2 separate regions of the Mus musculus genome follow, and region 2 is linked to region 1. Evidence: chromatin contacts called from ENCODE Hi-C data. All regions are on one chromosome and are shown on one strand. Each heading gives the region's core, a stretch centred on a gene start or an enhancer-like site at or near the end of the contact. The rest is flanking DNA. Distances are from core to core; before and after follow the strand shown.

Region 1 (6,524 bases), core at 2,486-4,985:
TGGGAGAGCGTGTGGAGGACTTTTGGGATAGCATTGGAAATGTAAATGAAATAAATAACCAATTTTAAAAAAAAGAAAAATAAGAAACTAAAAGAGAGAGAGAGAGAGAGAGAGAGAATGTCACAGGTATAAAGAGATTTCTAAAGAGCTGGTAGTTTTGCTGTAGGATCAGGCTGGTAAAGACACTTTGTATATAGTTAAGAAAATAAAATTGGGCTGGAGAGATGGCTCAATAAGACAAAAAGGCCACCAACAAATTGGGAAAGGATCTTTACCTATACTAAGTCTCTGACTCTTTTACCTGCTTTTGGGATTCCTCCTGCTGCTGGATTGCCTTGCCCAGCCTTGATGCCTTGATGTGAGGGTTTGTGCTTGGTTTTATTGTATCTTGTGCCCTTTTTTTTTTTTTTTTTTTGGTTGATATTCTTGGGAGACCTGGGGTTGGGGTTGGGATCTGGGGTAGAGGGGAGCTTTGGGGAGAGACTGGGAAGCGTGGGGGAAGGGAAAGCTGTGGTAGAGATATATTATATGAAGGAAGAATGGCCATAGTATCTTGACTCAGTATAGCCTGTAACTGGACATAAATGTCTTTCACTGGTGAATGGAAAACTTTTTTTTTTAAGATAGTGAATATAAAAGAATAAGCCACAAACTCTGAGGCAGCATCAAGGACCTCACACCTGCCCTGAGGAGTAACAAAGGCTAAGTGAGAGGGACACCTGCTGTGCCGGGGTCAGGAACAAGCAAAAGTGATTTTTTTTTTCCTAAGAAGGAAAATGTAATTTGATCCCATATTCTGGGATCTAGAATGCCTTTTTCAGGAAACTAAGGATTATATTCTGTTATTAAATTTAAGCATGCTTACAGCTCGGCTCTAGACCATACAGCTCCACAGAAAGTGTAGTAATTGTTTCCTTATGCTGAGAGCTCTTTTCTTTAAGGCGACAAAGGAATTTGTAGCAACATGGGAAATGACAAAGTCTGGGAGGTGATTCCATTACTGTCCTTTGTATAAACCCCATCTGTATATTTAAATTTCTTCATTTTAAAGTATGTAAAGTGTGGGGCTGGAGAGATGCCTCAGCAGTTAAGCATACTTATTTGCTACCAGAGAACCCAGGTTCAGTTCCCATGATCCATGTGGCAGGTCACAGGTTTGTAGCCTCACAGTTCCAAGGGATTCTGGTTTCCTCTTCTGGCATCCAAAGGCACCAGGCTTGCACATGGTACACATACATACATGTGGGCAAACACCACATGTAAAATAAAATTAAGCAAATCTTTGAGGTAAAATAGGTACTTTCTAACCCTGTGTTTCCTCACATATGTATTACTGGGAGACATGCCAAATATACCTCTAAAGACCTTCCCAGAGGATGGTACGGGCTACTGAGAATGAGGTCAGAAGGTTGTAGAATGCTAATTAGAATATTCTCCTGAAATTTTCCATTTCCAGCAAACAAACAATGAAATGTCTCCTGGGATTCTGTTGATATTTTATTTTTGAATCCTTTCCCTCTAATGAATGTCCTAGAGGTTTGTCCTTTTGGACCCTGTGTGACTTCACCCATGACAGTACACAACCCTGTGGTAGTATATAATAGTGCATAATAATAATGTTTATAAATATATTCTCATTTATGACTGCAATTATTTTCACCTCTCCAGCATGGTCTTCCATAACTAGTTGATAAGAAAGTAGCTACCAACCTCCACAAACAAGATTTAACATTTACTGTCCTCTTTCCAATGATTTCTTTGAATGGATATACAACCTGTCAGGTGTGACATTCATGTTAGTCTATGCCTTCAGGCCCAATATAAAATTAATACACTTTGTGGGATGAGTGTGCTATCCATGTCCTATGGAGTGGGTGACTATTCCATAGAATATGAGTATGTTCTGGATTTCTAGATGATAACTCCCTCGAGTACTAGTGCAGGTTTGGGTTTTATGAATTGCCTCAAAGGGTCTAGAATTTGCCTGTCAGGTTTCTGTAAGGGAGAGAATGGCTGTTAGTTTCCTCAGGTTTAGAAATCTCTTTATTTCTTAAAAATAAGTAGTCTTAATGATTTTTCTGTGGTTTGAAATATAAAGCAAGCATTATTTGTTTTATAGGTCAAAGACATACAACTCTTGGTGAGACTGATCTTTTATTTTTATTTTATTTATTTATTTATTTATTTATTTATTTATTTATTTTTGTTTCCTAGGAGAAAGATTTCGGTTTGTGGGAAGAAAGAACATCTACCCAGGGCATCTCTTTGCTGGGAGCTGCTTGCTGGTAAGTGTGTTGCAGAAGGGAGGATGTGTGATTGAAATAGAGGTTAGTCCTGACTAAGCCAGCACTGAGGTTCTGCACAGTGAAAGCTGCAGATCTGGGCAATCAAGAAACTAAGGCAAACTAACTTGTGACGAGTTTTCACTGGAACGTTTCACTCAAATGCCCACCCTTCCCCCTTGAGCAGTTACACACCATTCTGCCTTCTACTGGGCAATGGCTCTTAGAAAGTTAGTTTGTCTTCAGTGATTGACTTCAAACACAACGGGATCATTTATTAACAATGTTCACAGGAAGGGGAGGATCATGGGCAAACTGTGGAGGCCAGCAGAAGCAGACATGCCTCAAGGGTGGTGGAAGGCACTGGACACTGAGTTACACACTACATTTTTCTTCTTTGTGCTTGGACTGCTTTGCCATCTCCATCCCTAGGTCCACTTAATCTCAGCCACTGGATTATCACCAATCTCATGGAAGCAGGCATTTGAGCTCCTTCTGGGAAGTGGGAAATAACACATTTGGACTTTGTTTAAAACCCAGCTTAGAGTGTGACAGTATGTCTATAGCTTTTAATGTTAACATTAATACTGTTTTAACATTTAGTTTTAACATTAATACTGTTTCCAGAGGCCACAGTCATCACATAGGAGGGCTTCATATCACAGGTCCACAGTCTAGAAACTACCACTATTTTCTATAGGGTGGCACTTGTGATGTTGTGTGATACTAATATGTTTCTTTCATCTTCAAAACTATGACTCTCTGTTTTATTCTTTATCTTAAGTGAGATGATCCAAAGGTAATATTTTAAGAATATATAATTCTAAACATCAATACAAAACCAAACTATAAATTTCACATTTGTATTTCAGAAATGAGAGAAGGGAAAAAATCTACAATAAAATATTTTAAAATTAGAATATGACTCCTTAGAATAAGGGTGAGCAATTTTTTGAACATTCTCAAAAATTGAAAATAGGTTCTCTTCTCATACATTACGTCCCAACCATAGTTTTCCCTCCCTCAATTCCTCCCAGCTCCTCCCAGCTCCCCTCTCCCCTAGACCTACTCCCACTCCGTTTCCCTTCAGAAAAAAAGCGGGTCTCCAAGAGACAACCACCAAACACACAAAACAAGATACAGTAAGACAAAGCAAAAACCCTCCTAGTGAGGCTGAACAAGGCAGCCCAATAGGAGCAAAAGAATCCCAAGAAGTGAGCAAAAGAGATAGAGACACTCCTGACCTCACAGTAATGAATCCAACAACAACAACAACAACAACAACAACAACAACAACAAAAAAAAAATCAAGCTAAGAGCCACAACAAGCTGAGAACCTGGTGCGGCCGTGCAGGTCCTGTGCTTAGGCAAGCAACATTTAAAAGCAGTGACCACCATTAAATTATTTATTATTTGGTGATAGCAGGTTTGTCTACCAGATCAAGGAGGGCTGATGGCAAAAGAAGTGGAGGTAAGGATGAAGGCGTGGAATGAGACAACAGTCCTGGAGTTTGTCCTGGAGGGCTTCCTTGTGGCTCAGCACCTGGGCAAGGTCCTCTTCCTCGTGCACCTGCTGGTGTATCTGGCCTCAGTCACAGGAAATACTCTCATCATCGCCATCACGTGGTCCGATCCTCGCCTGCAGACCCCGATGTACTTCTTCCTCAGGAGTTTCTCCTTTTGCGAGTGCTGTTTCATCTCCACCGTTATCCCGAAGCTCCTGGCGATCTTTCTTTTTGGAGACAGAACAATTCATTTCACTCCCTGTATCATCCAAGCGTTTTCTTTTTTGTTTCTTGGGTCCACAATTTTCTTCCACATGGCTGTGATGTCCTTGGATCGCTACCTAGCCATTTGCAAGCCTCTGCGCTACCCAGCCATCATGAACCCCAGGGTCTGTTTCCTTCTGGTTTTCTTCAGCTATGTGCTTTCCTTCATCCTAGTAACCGGTGTGATTCTGAGGCTTTCCAGGCTGTCTTTCTGTGGCTCCAATGTCATTCCCCACTTCTTCTGTGACCTTGGCTCCTTAATTCATCTCTCCTGTTCAGACACCAAATCTCTTGAAAGCATGGCCTTCGGTGTCGCTGTGGTTGTCCTTTTCACATCTGTCCTTGCGGCTATATTTGCATATAGCAACATACTAATCTCAATCATGCGTCTTCCATTGGCCAAGGATCGACAGAAAGCTTTCTCCACCTGCTCATCCCACCTCATCGTCCTCTCTCTGATGTATGGCAGCTGTGTGTTTATATATGTGAAACCGAAGCAAGTGAGCAGGCTTGAATCCAACAGAGAGGCCGCTCTCGTAAACACGGTAGTGACGCCGCTTCTGAATCCTGTCATCTATACTCTGCGCAACAAGCAGGTCCACCAAGCTCTGAGGGACGCACTATCCAGGGTGAACTTACAGAAATAGTATCATCTGCTCCGGAAGGTGAGTCTTCTTGGTCATCTAATTGAAATTCCTCCACAGTGGAAACCCTTTCTATAATATCTCTATAGTGATTTAGTTTGTGCCAATCTCACTAGATCTGTGCTTACTTACCTTCCAATGCCAGTTACAACTTGAAAAAAAAATCATACACCACCTTGGGTTGACAAATATCTTCCCTTATTTCTATTCCTTGGCCTCATATTGGTCCAACCCAGACAGCATTTATAGAGAGCCCATAAATGGATTAAATAAAACAATATTAACAAAAACATTGCCCTGTTTGTTTCTGTGAATCATATGTTTGCAGGTTCAGCCAACAGGGATACAAAAATATTTGGATGTGTGAATTAAACATGCTTACATGGGATTGATAACATGTAGTTAGTATAAGTAAGTTAGACATGATTGAAAGGTATTTGAAGATTGCATAGATTGTATGTGAATTTGGTCACTTTACATAAGAACCTTGAACATCCATAGATTTTCTTATCCAAGAAGGTTTCTAGAAATGGTCCTGAAAGAATGTTGACAGATCAGAGTCACACAAAGCCATTGAGTTAAAAAATCAGCTCTCAGTCAGAGTCAATATGCGATGTGTATGATACATTCTTTTGCTTGAATTTTCTGATACTTAAACAAATAGGTCAATTTTTTTCTTTATACTTTATTTGCTGAATTCAACATTTAAAAATATCAGAAACAAAGTGGGTTTGAAACAAATCAATAATAAATATATTTCTTTCTCTTTTGGATCTATTTGTTTTAGAGACATAAATAGCTTAGTATAACTCTGGGTGACTGATATGCACACTTTAAATTTACCATCATCTTGATGTAGTAAATATTATTAATAATTTTCTTTAATGTGTTCTTGAAACAAAAAATACAAAATCTCTTAGTATATGATTATTTTTTCTTAGACTTTATATTGCAAAGCCCTGTACAATTAGCTTGTTAGAAGATGGTCTCATAACTGTTTCTAGCTTCTCAAGTTAGATTTTTTACAAATGTAATTTTAAGTGTCTGCGAGTAATGTTTTGGGTTAAGTAGAATTCTGGCTGCCATTTTATACCACAACTAACAGAATTCACAATAATAAAAGTTCATGTAACACACATTTCAGAATTAACAAAATAGGCATGAAAATTGAGCCAGTTATAGTTCTTAGGTTCCCTAGAGAAGTGGCTTGTAACAAAGATGATTGAACCTAGGGGGAAGCAGACTGCCCATATGCATGCTCTGGTTTTGATCTCTCTCTCTCTCTCTCTCTCTCTCTCTCTCTCTCTGTGTGTGTGTGTGTGTGTGTGTGTGTGTGTGTGTGTGTGTGTGTGTATGTGTGTGTGTGTGTGTGTGTGTGTTACAGGATATTTGAGGATTAGTTATTTTAAGGCATAATCTGATAAAAGACACAACAGTTACATAGCCTGGGAACAATTTGATTATAAAATATCCTGAGAGTAATGGCTGCTAAGAGACAAATTCATCTGTGCCTTTTCTTTCTCCAGAAAAAAAGTAATAAATTATATATTTATGAATAAAAAATAACAGCAAGGAGCTCTCAGGAGCACCGACAGTGTGCACCGCTTGAATGTAAGAGGTCTGTGCACTTTCTGATAGTCTTACAATCCAGCTGAAAAAGTGAGCATCATCCTCATAGACCATTCAAAGATGCCTCACTCAGTTCTTGTGTGCACTTGCTATTTAAAGGAATCTGTCTTCACAGGGTATCTACCAGACACCTGAGTTGGAGCCTCTCAGGGACAAGGAAGTCATAATGAATTACATCCTTCTTTGTGATGTTTCTGGAA
Region 2 (6,524 bases), core at 1,392-3,891, about 20 Mb after region 1:
GATTGAATGGGATATCATATTTCTCTTTCACGAGAGAGAAAGAGTGGGGGGAGGGAGAAGGAGAGAGAAGAGAGGAGCAAGAAGAGAAAGAGGAGACAGACAGAAAGAGAGGAGAGGGAGAATGAGAGAGAGGGGAGAGAGAGAGGGAGAAGGAGAGGAGAGAGGGGAGGAGAGGAGAGAGGGGAGGAGATGATAGAGGGGAGGAGAGGAGGGAGGGGAGGAGAGCAGACAGGGAGGAAAGAGGGGAAGAGAGGAGAGAGGGAGGAGAGGATAGAGGAAAGGAGAGGAGAGAGGGAGGAAAGAGGGGAGGAGAGAAGAGAGGGAAGAGAGGAGAGGGGGAGGAGAGGAGAGGGGGAGGAGAAGAGAGGGGGAGGAGAAGAGAGGGGGAGGAGAAGAGAGGGGGAGGAGAAGAGAGGGGGAGGAGAGGGGAGAGGGAAGGGGGAGGAGAAGGAGAGGGGGAGGAGAAGAGAGGGGGAGGAGAGGGGGAGAGGGAGGAGAAGGGGAGAAGGGAAAAGAAGGGAGAGGGAGGAGAAGGGGAGACAGAAGAGGGAGGAAAGGGGGAGGGGAAAGAGAGGGAAAAAGAAGGTAGAGGGAGAAAGGGAAGAGCAGCAATAGGCAGAGGAGTTTTTGAGGCACTGAAGAGAGAGGAAAGGAAAGGGGAGTATTAATGGTAAAAATTCATGACCCACGTTCCATCCCCCATGTCCCCATCCTGAAGCTGTAGAGTACAGGCACTAAATAACAACTCTGATGACGTCATCACCACACGGGTCATGGGCCAGCTCTGGAGGAGAGGCTCTCCAGTGGAACGCAGTGGGTTCTGTTCGACCCAAGTCTGCAGCAATAGCTTTACTATTACAGCCCAAAGGCTGTACCACCAGTCACTGACTCTAAATGTCTGTTACAGTGAAGGCAACCAGGATGATGAAGTTAGATTTAGTACTCAGGGTCGGCTACCTGCTCAATCAAATTACACACGGCATATGCTGTGAAACCACAATCATTTTCACAATCTTAAATCACAGACATATAAAAACACTTAATGGCTAAACATCCGAGGTCAGGATAACAGCACCTCCTTTCTTTCTATATACCCACTGCTACAGTCCCCAACTATCAGTGTCCCTACCCAGATCACTTATAGATCAACTTCTCACATGCCCAGTTCCTGACAGTTACTGGCCTGGGCTATAGAGTCAGATGGTCTTGACACCCTGAGGCTTGCTCTCTGGGAACCCCAAGGAAGGAGGCTAGAGAAGTCACCATAGGAAGGGAGAGAGAGGAGTGGGGGAAGAGAGAACGAGAGAGAGAGAGAATTCGTGGAGAGGATGAGAAGAGAGAACTCCAAATAGATTGGACCAGAAAAGAAATTCCTCCCGTCACATAATAATCAAAACACCAAATGCACAAAACAAAGAAAGAATATCAAAAGAAGTAAGGGAAAAAGGTCAAGTAATATATAAAGGCAGCCTTATCAGAATTACTCCAGACTTCTAATCAGAGACTATGAAAGCTACAAGATCCTGGGCAGATGTTATACAGACCCTAAGAGATCACAAATGCCAGCCAAGGCTACCATACCCAGCAAAGCTCTCAATTACCATAGATGGAGAAACCAAGCTATTCCATGACAAAACCAAAGGTACACATATCTTTCCACAAATCCAGCCCTACAAAGGATAATAGATGGAAAACTCCAATACAAGGAGGGACACTGCACCCTAGAAAAAGGAAGAAAGTAATCTCCTTTCAACAAACACATTAGAAGATAACCACACAAACATAAAAATAACATCAATAGCAACTGGGAGCAACAATCACTAATGGCCGAGAAGCAACACTCTTACATGTTCAACACTTAGTCCCATTGCTGATGAGATTGCAAGCTGGCACAACCACTCTGGAAATGAGTCTGGCAGTTCCTCAGAAAATTGGGCATAGTACTATCAGAGGACCCAGCTATACCACTCCTGGGCATATACCCAGAAGATGCTCCAACATTTAATAAGGATACATGCTCCACTATATTCATAACAGCCTTATTTATAATAGGCAGAAGCTAGGAAAAAAAATAAAAAACAAAAAACAAATGTCCCTAAACAGAGGAATGGATACAGAACGTGTGGTAGGTACATTTACACAATGGAGTACTACGCAGCTGTTAAAAACAATGACATCATGAAATCAACAGGCAAATGGATGGATCTAGAAAATATCATCCTGAGTGAGCTATCTCAGTCACAAAAGAGCACACATGGTATGCACTTACTGATAAAGTGTGGATGCTTCAGTCCTACTTACAAAATAATCAAGGGAAGTAGAGGGTGGGAAGAGAAGAGAGGGAGGGTATGGAAAAGAGGGTGTAGTGGCTATTCCTGGTTGTCAATTTGACTATATTTGGAATGAACTACAATCCAGAATTGGAAGGCTCACCAGTGACCCTTATCTGCAGTCTTGGAGATGGAAGATTCTGATCTGGACCTTGGTAGGGAGATCTTGAGGCATAGTGGCTATGGATTCCAGAAGATTGAATCTCCGAGTTCAAGGTAATCCGGGATTAAAGGTGTGTTTCACCACACCTTTAATCTGGGATAAACCTTCTGCTGGAGACAATATAAGGACATTGGAAGAAGGGAGTCTTGCTCTTGCCCTTTGCCTGCTTCCTGTGTGAGACTGAGTAACGACTAGATCCTTGGACTTCTATTCACCACTGCTGCGACTGAACCATTGTTGGGAATTGGGCTGCAGACTGTAAGTCATCAATAAATTCTTTTACTATATAGAGACTATCTATAAGTTCTGTGACTCTAGAGAACCCTGACTAATACAGAGAGGAAGAATCAGGTATGGGAGGAGATGGAGAAGATGTACAGAGGGTCAGGAAATTGAACACAGGTGTGTAGCAATGGGGGGGGGGGCGGGGAGTTGGGGGCAGCAACCAGAAAGTCCCAGATGCCATGAAAGCAAGAGCCTCCCAGGACCCTACAGGGATGACATTAGCTGAAATACCATGCAGAGGGGAGGGAGAACCTGGAGAGACCATATCCAGAGGTTAGGCAACCCGACAAACACACACACCCCGCTTGAGGGATGGGACCACCCACCCTGCTCCAACGTTTTAACCCAGAATTGCTCCTGTCTAAAGGAAATATAGGGACAAAGAATGAAGCAGAGAGTGAAGGAGAAGCCATCCAGAGAGTTCCTCACCTGGGGATCCATCCCACATGCAGATACCACACTCAGACACTAGTGCAGATGCCAAGAAGTGCTTGCTGACCTGAGCCTGACACAGCTGTGTCCTGAGAGGCTCTGCCAGCTCTCGACCAATAATACCGATGCTCGCAGCCAAGCATCGAACTGATCCAGGGACCCCCAATGAAGGAGCTAGGGGAAGAACTGAAGGAGCTAAAGGGGCCTTATTAGGCATCAGTAGGAAGGGAGGCCCTTTGTCCTGTGAAGGCTTAATGCCCCAGTGTATGGGAATGCTAGGGCAGTGAGGTGGGAGTGGGTAGGTGGGTGGGGGAGCAGCCTCATAGAAGAAAGGAGGATGGGATAGGGGGTTGCAGAGGGGAAACCAGGGAAGGGGTTTACATTTGAAATGTAAGTAAATAAAAAATTTTAAGGTCTTTCAGCGGAATCGGGATCATGGCGACCACGACCAGGATGGCGACGTCTGGCTCGGCGCGGAAGCGGCTGCTCAAAGAGGACGGCATGACCAAAGTGGAGTTCGAGACCAGCGAGGAGGTGGACGCGACCCCCACGTTCGACACCATGGGCCTGCGAGAGGACCTGCTGCGCGGCATCTACGCCTACGGTTTTGAAAAACCTTCAGCGATCCAGCAGCGTGCTATCAAGCAGATAATGAAAGGGAGAGATGTCATCGCACAGTCTCAGTCTGGCACAGGCAAGACGGCCACCTTCAGTATCTCAGTGCTCCAGTGCTTGGATATCCAGGTTCGAGAAACCCAAGCTTTGATCCTGGCTCCAACCAGAGAGTTAGCGGTGCAGATTCAGAAGGGTCTGCTCGCTCTGGGAGATTACATGAACGTGCAGTGCCATGCCTGCGTTGGGGGCACCAATGTCGGGGAGGACATCCGGAAGCTGGACTACGGGCAGCATGTGGTGGCAGGCACGCCGGGACGCGTCTTTGATATGATCCGCCGGAGAAGTTTAACGACACGGGCTATCAAGATGCTGGTTTTGGATGAGGCTGATGAGATGTTGAACAGAGGTTTCAAGGAGCAGATCTATGATGTGTACAGGTATTTGCCACCAGCCACACAGGTCGTTCTCGTCAGTGCCACACTGCCTCATGAGATCCTGGAGATGACCAACAAGTTCATGACCCACCCCATCCGCATCCTGGTGAAGCGTGATGAGTTGACTCTGGAAGGCATCAAACAGTTCTTTGTGGCCGTGGAAAGAGAGGAATGGAAGTTTGATACTCTGTGTGATCTCTACGACACGCTGACCATCACCCAGGCCGTCATCTTCTGCATCACCAAGAGGAAGGTTGACTGGCTGACAGAGAAAATGAGAGAAGCCAATTTCACTGTGTCGTCCATGCATGGAGATATGCCCCAGAAAGAACGAGAGTCTATCATGAAGGAGTTCCGGTCAGGTGCCAGCCGGGTGCTCATCTCCACAGATGTCTGGGCTCGAGGCCTGGATGTCCCTCAGGTGTCCCTCATCATTAACTATGACCTGCCCAACAACAGAGAACTGTACATTCACAGAATTGGGAGATCGGGTCGGTATGGACGAAAAGGTGTGGCCATCAATTTTGTGAAGAATGATGACATCCGGATTCTCAGGGACATCGAGCAGTACTACTCCACCCAGATAGACGAGATGCCCATGAACCTGGCTGACCTCATCTGAAGCTGGTGCTGGTGCACCGAGGCCCTGTTTGGAAACAGAAGCTTCTATTTAATGGGGTTGGTTGATATGAACTGTCTTCTCGGAGCCCCTCGGGAAGACCCTCAGCCTCCGCCATCTTTTCTAATGCACGTGTAAATGACCCAATGCTTAAACTTTTACATTAAAAGTGGACATTTTCCCATGGGGGGAAAATTTTTTTAAAAGGAAACAAAAAAGTAAATAGCATATGATTCTGGCATAAAAATTTTAAATTATACTATAAATATTTTTAAAAAAACTTATGGTGGGTGGGAGAGCATCTGGGGGACTTTTGGGATAGCATTGGAAATGTAAATGAAATAAATAACCAATAAAAAAAAAGAAAAATAAAAAACTAAAAGAGAGAAAGAGAGAGAGAGAGAAATTCACAGGTATAAAGAGATTTCTAAAGAGCTGATAGTTTTGCTGTAGGATCAGGCTGGTAAAGACACTTTGTATATAGTTAAGAACATAAAATTGGGCTGGAGAGATGGCTCAGCAGTTAAGAGCACTGACATCCCTCCAAAATTGAACATTGGGCCCCACCCATAGCAAAGGAGTTATTGACAATTAGTAGTTTGGGGGCAAGGGAGAGGATGACAGGGAGCCATTTTTCTTCAGAGGTGTAGACACTGGTAAGTTGTCTATGCCCCAGAAAATAAACACAAGCACCCATAATTAATCTCAGTAAGGAAATAAAATGAAAGGAGGTGGCATGTGGATTATACTATGTGGCAAACCAGAAGAACAAGACTCAATTTTAAAAACCAGTAACCTGGTGGAGTTGTTAGTAGGGCGCTTGCCCAGCACGCAGAAGCCCTGGGCCGGCTGTGGTGCTGCAAAGCTGGAACTATAGCACTAGGCATGGAAGCCGGAGCATCTGCAGTTTAAAGTTCATCACTGACATAACGGAAGGCAGCTGACTTGGGTTAATCTGTATCTGGCCACTTTGCTGAAAGTGTTTCAGATATAAGAGGTTTAGGTGGGGTCCATGGGGTCTCTTCATCTTCCGTTCCCATCTGATTCCCTCATGTTCCCTTCTCTTGCCTTATTGTATAGTTAAGTCTTCAAACAGCAGCATTAATTAGACTCAGGGATTTTAATAACCCCCTTTTTTTTTTAAAAGAATACATGAAATTAGAAGAGAGATGGGTGGGACAAACTAGAGAGAGTTAGAGAGACATAAAGGTAGATTGAAATCATCGATATATTCAGATCTCTAAGTGTATGAAACTTTCAAAGGAATAAAAAATTAAAGAAAGTGAAGAGTTCAAAGTTCAAGATTCACTCCAGTTTGAGACAGGTCTAGGTTGGGAGACCCTATCTCAAAGAAAGAAAGAAAGAAAGAAAGAAAGAAAGAAAGAAAGAAAGAAAGAAAGAAAGAAAGAAAGAAAGAAAGAAAGAAAGAAAGAAAGAAAGAAAGAAAGAAAGAAAGAAAGAAAGAAAGAAAGAAAGAAAGAAAGAGGGAGGGAGGGAGGGAGGGAGGGAGGGAGGGAGGGAGGGAGGGAGAAAGAAAGAGAAAAAAAGAAAGAAAGAGGGAGGGACGGAGGGAGAGAGAGAGAGAGAAAGAGAGAGAGAGAGAGAGAAAGAAAGAAAGAAAGAAAGAAAGAAAGAAAGAAAGAAAG

Evidence for each region. A loop is a pair of places that touch in the nucleus more often than their neighbours do.
Region 2: a loop to region 1 is called in a map of T-helper 17 cell, with 93 times the contacts of the local background. The contact joins the promoter of Eif4a3l1 here to the promoter of Olfr214 in region 1. A Hi-C loop is called at or near these places in 10 of 37 maps with a recorded cell type or tissue (ES-E14, Patski, T-helper 1 cell and 5 more).

What each region holds. Positions count from the first base shown.
Region 1 is chr6:116,552,692-116,559,215 of GRCm38, forward strand. It overlaps Olfr214 (olfactory receptor 214), which reads left to right and starts at 3,736. Exons shown (of 1, transcript NM_146759.1): 1 at 3,736-4,698. The coding sequence starts at 3,736. The coding sequence ends at 4,698.
Region 2 is chr6:136,324,898-136,331,421 of GRCm38, forward strand. Eif4a3l1 (eukaryotic translation initiation factor 4A3 like 1) reads left to right here and starts at 2,642. Exons shown (of 2, transcript NM_001142734.1): 1 at 2,642-2,751; 2 at 3,624-5,086. The coding sequence starts at 3,646. The coding sequence ends at 4,881.